2 separate regions of the Homo sapiens genome follow, and region 2 is linked to region 1. Evidence: chromatin loops called from intact Hi-C (ENCODE). Cell type or tissue: mammary epithelial cell. All regions are shown on one strand.

Region 1 (2,500 bases):
ACATTGTGCTAAGCTCTTCACTTGGCTTATCTCCTTGAATCTTCCCAGCAACCTTATGAGGTAAGTAGGTGCTGTTATTATTGCCATGTTACAGATGAAGAAATTGAGATACAGAGATTAGATTCACCAAACTGCCCAAACTCCCACAGCTATTAACTGGTGGAACCAGGAATCAAACTCAGTAGGGTGTGCATATAATATACTTTGGGTGGTGGTGGTTGTTGTTGTTGTTGTTGTTGTTGTTGTTGTTGTTGTTGTTTTGAGACAGGGTTTCACTCTTTCACCCAGGCTGGAGTGCAGTGGCATGATCTGCAACCTCTGCAACACTGCAACCTCTGCCTCCTGGGTTCAAGCGATTCTCCTGCCTCAGTCTCCTAAGTAGCTGGGATTACAGGTGTGCACCACCATACCCGGCTAATTTTTGTATTTTTAGTAGAATAATTTTTGTATTTTTAGTTTCACCATGTTGGCCAGGCTGGTCTCGAACTCCTGACCTCAACTGATCCACTACCCTTGCCCTCCCAAAGTGCTGGGATTACAGGCGTGAGCCACCGCGTCTAGCTTTTTTTTTTTTTTTTTTTTTTTTTAAGAGACATGGTCTTGCTCTGTTGCCCAGGCTGGAGTGCAGAGGTGTCACCATAGCTCACTGCACCTTCAACCTCCTGGGCTCAAGTGATCCTCCCACTTAAGCATCCTGAGTAGCTGGGACCACAGGCGCCCACCACCAAGTCCGGCTAAATTTTAATTTTTTTTTGTAGAGATGGGGGTCTCGCTTTGTTGCCCAGGCTGATCCCTAACTCCTGGCCTCAAGCAGTCCTCCCGCCTTGGCCTCCCAAAGTGTTGGGATTACAGGCGTGAGCCACTGCGCTCAGTCTGTGTATCCTGATTACTAAATTTTGGGGTGTCTCCTTAAATTCTGTGCCAGAAGCCAGTGCCTCACTCGCCCTACCCTAATTCCACCCATCCCGGTGACCCAATGTCCCCGTTCAACCTGCACCATGGCGCTTCCCAGCCCCGCTCCTAGCGCCTCCTCCCGCCCCTAGGGGTCGCCGTCGCGCCGTCATTCCCTTCCTTCGATGCCCGGGCGAGACGCGCAAAAGGTGGGAGGAGGAGAGGCCCGCGTGTGTGCATGCGCATGGCGCGGACTCCCTCATCCTGGTCAGGGAGTGGAGGGGTTGGGTCTCAGGCAGCTGTTAGCGGAGTCCTCAGTGTCTCGGTCGTTTCTCCCTGTCTTGGTGAGGGCCAGGGGACAGGTCGGGGCAGTATTTGGGGGAAGCGAGAGGCAAGCAGGGCGGGCTGGATACGGAGCGCCCTATGACTGAGGTTAGGGAGGACGCCCGAGACCCCCGGCATCCTAGTCCTGGGCCGTGGGCTCCGGACGCCGGGCCAGGACGCCTCCAGCTCCCAGGGTCCCTTGCGGGGACCATGTTTCCCCACAGGCCCCGCGGCTGCCGGGTCCTCGCCACGTCCCCTTCCCGGAGCTACGCGCCCGGCTGGGTTCCGATCCGCCGTGTCTCTCGGGGGCGGCTCGCGGGGCAGGGGCGCTCCCGGCTCGGCCGCACGCCCAAGTGTCATGCGGGAGGTACGCGGGCACGGGACCTCACCGGGTAAGAGCGAGCGAAGGGGCCGGGCGCGGTGGCTCACGCCCGTAATCCCAGCACTTTGGGAGGCCGAGGCGGGCGGATCACGAGGTCAGGAGTTCGAGACCAGCGTGGCCAATATAGTGAAATCCCTTCTCTACTAAAAATGCAAAAATTAGCCGGGCGTGGTGGCGGACGCCTGTGGTCCCAGCTACTCGGGAGGCTGAGGCAGGAGAATCGCTTGAACCCGGGAGGCAGGGGTTGCAATGAGCCGAGATCTCGCCACTGCACTCCAGCCTGGGGAACACAGCGAGACTCCGTCTCAAAAATAAATAAATAAATAAATAAATAAATAAATAAAATCGAGCGAAGGGCCGCAGCCCGGGCCCACCGCCTCCACCTGAACACGCGCCTCCGCCGAGCCCCTCGACCCCGCGCCAGGCGAGGCTTGGTGGGGCGTTCCGTGGACCCCACACGCACGTCGGTGTTATCAGGAGGGAAGGGGCGGGCCAACACCTCCACCGCCTTTGCGGCCGGCCGTCCACCCTCCATTCTCCTGCTGGAGCCGTTTCCCAGCGATTCTCCGGCAGTGCTGGCTGCAGCACACCCGGCCCGCCTTAAAATCTCAGCCGCCTCCCCCGTCCCGGAGTCCTCCCCTGGGTTCTGTCCTTAACTGCATCACCGACCCCACATACACACAGGCATGAACACCCATCTTTTCACACGCCCCGTTTGCTTTCTCAGAACTTAGCAGATACTCTTAAGCTGAGAGGGTTTGGTGAGGTTAAAATTTATCTTGTGACATTGAGTCCAGCAGTTCAGAGCCTTGAACACCTCAGTACATGGCCTTGACCTTAGTTTATTACTTCTGTATTCTGCCGGGCGCTGCGGCTCACGTCTGTAATCCCAGCACTTCGGGA
Region 2 (2,500 bases), 350 kb after region 1:
TAGGCAACAGAGCGAGACTCCGTCTCAAAAATAAAAATAAAAATAAATCAATAGAGCCTGGTATGATGGCTCACGCCTATAATCCCAGCACTTTGGGAGGCCCAGGTGGGTGGATCATCTGAGGTCAGGAGTTTGAGACCAGCCTGACCAACATGGAGAAACCCCATCTCTACTAAAAATACAAAAAATTAGCCAGGCGTGGTGGCACATGCCTATAATCCCAGCTACTCAGGAGCCTGAGGCAGGAGAATCGCTTTAACCGGGGAGGTGGAGGTTGCGGTGAGTCGAGATAGCACCATTGCATTCTAGCCTGGGCAACAAGAGCAAAACTCCATCTCAAAAATAAATAAATAAATAGATAGATAGGCTGGGCACGGTGGCTCACGCCTGTAATCCCAGCACTTTGGGAGGCCGAGGTGGGCGGATCACCTGAGGTCAGGAGTTCAAGACCAGCCTGGCCAATATAGCGAAACCCTGTCTCTACTAAAAATTTAAAAAATTAGCCAGGCATGATGGCGGGTGCCTGTAATCCCAGCTACTCGGGAGGCTGAGGCAGGAGAATCTCTCGAACCTGGCAGGCGGAGGTTGCAGTGAGCCGAGATCACACCATTGCACTCCAGTTGGGCAACAAGAGCGAAACTCCACCTCAAAAACAAAATAAAATAAAATAAAATCAGGAGATTGGTCAGCTTAATTCCATCTGCAACCTTAATTCCCTTTTGGCCATTTAACCTATCATATTCACAAGTTCCAGGGATTCATGCAGGGACATCTTTGGTGACCATTATTCTGTCTACCACACTCTCTAGAAGAGAGTAGATGTGAGAAACAGCATCTGGAGAGGGAGGAGCCAGCAGGAGAGGGAAATATCACAGACGCCAGAGGAAGAGAGTTCCCAGAAGGGTAGGTGCAACAGTAAGGGATCCCTCTGGGAAGTCAAGCAAGAGAAGACCTGAAAAACAACCATTGGCCGGGTGCGGTGGCTCACGCCTATAATCCTAGCATTTTGGGAGGCCGAGGTGGGTGGATCACTTGAGGTCAGGAGTTTAAGACAAGCCTGGCCAACATGGTGAAACCCTGTCTCTACTAAAAATACAAAAATTAGCCAGACATGGTGGCAGGCACCTGTAGTCCAAACTACTTGGGAGGCTGAGGCACGAGAACCACTTGAACCCTGGAGGCGGAAGTTGCAGTGAGCCGAGATGGCACCGCTGCACTCCAGCCTGGGCGACAGAGTGAGACTCCGTCTCAAAATAAGTAAATAAATAAATAAATAACCATTGGGTCTAGCGTCTTGGTGACACCAGCCACTAGGTGTCAGGGCAATGCTGGAGGCAGCAGCTAGTTTATGGCGTGGGCAGCAAGGAAGAAGTGAGGAAGTAGAGACTGGGAGTGTAGAATCTTTCCAAAAACTTGAATGTGGAGGGGTAGATGGGATAATGCCGGGAGAGGAGGCTGGTGAAGGACCTCTTAGTGAAGGGAGATTTGTTGCTGTTTCTGAGATGGGAAAGAGAAACAAGTTGCAGTGTAGATGGGGAGGATGGAGAGGTTGAAGGTGTAGGAGAGATGGGTCACCATCAGATGGGACGTCTGTGAAGGAGAGACCTCATCTGGCCCACAGCTTGGAAAGGAGAGACTGACTGTTGAGTTGATGCAAGCTCAGGTGTTGCCAGGCGGGCGCCATGATAGTAGAGAGGTTAGGATACTGTCAAGGGTGTGTGTGGCCAAAGGAGTGGTTCTGTGAATGTATGGGAGAAAGGGAGACCGACCACCAGGAAGCACTGGTGAGGCAGGACCCGGGAGGATGGGAGGCTGCAGCCCGAATGGTGCCTGAAATAGTTTCAGGGGAAATGCTTGGTTCCCGAATCGGATCGCCGTATTCGCTGGATCCCCTGATCCGCTGGTCTCTAGGTCCCGGATGCTGCAATTCTTACAACAGGACTTGGCATAGGGTAAGCGCAAATGCTGTTAACCACACTAACACACTTTTTTTTTTCTTTTTTTTTTTTGAGACAGAGTCTCACTCTGTCGGCCTGGCTGGAGTGCAGTGGCACGATCTCGGCTCACTGCAACCTCCGGCTCCCCGGCTCAAGCAATTCTCCTGCCTCAGCCTCCCGAGTAGCTGGGATTACAGGCATGTGCCACCACGCCCGGCTAATTTTTGTATTTTTAGTTGAGATGGGGTTTCACCATGTTGGCGAGGCTGGTCTTGAACTCCTGACCTCAGGTAATCCGCCAGCCTCGGCCTCCCAAAGTGCTGGGATTACAAGCGTGAGCCACCGTGCCCGGCCAACAGTTTTTAAATCTGTGGAGACTTCATTTCCCTTGATGCCTTGCAGCCGCGCCGACTACAACTCCCATCATGCCTGGCAGCCGCTGGGGCCGCGATTCCGCACGTCCCTTACCCGCTTCACTAGTCCCGGCATTCTTCGCTGTTTTCCTAACTCGCCCGCTTGACTAGCGCCCTGGAACAGCCATTTGGGTCGTGGAGTGCGAGCAC

Evidence for each region. Hi-C counts contacts between places; a loop is a spot of excess contacts. Peaks named below come from ENCODE experiments on the same cell type or tissue, not always from the same donor. Only the 100,000 strongest peaks of a DNase experiment are listed, where the experiment ranks them.
Region 2: a loop joins it to region 1, with 7 times the contacts of the local background. A loop is called at or near these places in 11 of 110 quality-filtered maps.

Annotation. Positions count from the first base shown.
Region 1 is chr16:31,441,743-31,444,242 of GRCh38, reverse strand. ZNF843 (zinc finger protein 843) reads left to right here and starts at 1,454. Exons shown (of 2, transcript NM_001136509.3): 1 at 1,454-1,607. RefSeq lists a silencer at 1,438-1,647 and an enhancer at 1,032-1,827. In mammary epithelial cell, a CTCF peak has its summit at 1,042 (motif pointing right); a DNase peak (open chromatin) is centred at 1,092; H3K4me3 peaks cover 854 bases; H3K27ac peaks cover 420 bases.
Region 2 is chr16:31,094,841-31,097,340 of GRCh38, reverse strand. LOC124903680 (zinc finger protein ENSP00000375192-like) reads left to right here and starts at 1,336. Exons shown (of 1, transcript XM_047435012.1): 1 at 1,336-2,457. The coding sequence starts at 1,963. The coding sequence ends at 2,457. RefSeq lists enhancers at 1,376-1,555, 2,071-2,120, 2,171-2,220, 2,251-2,430. In mammary epithelial cell, a CTCF peak has its summit at 1,316 (motif pointing right); a DNase peak (open chromatin) is centred at 2,490; H3K4me3 peaks cover 229 bases.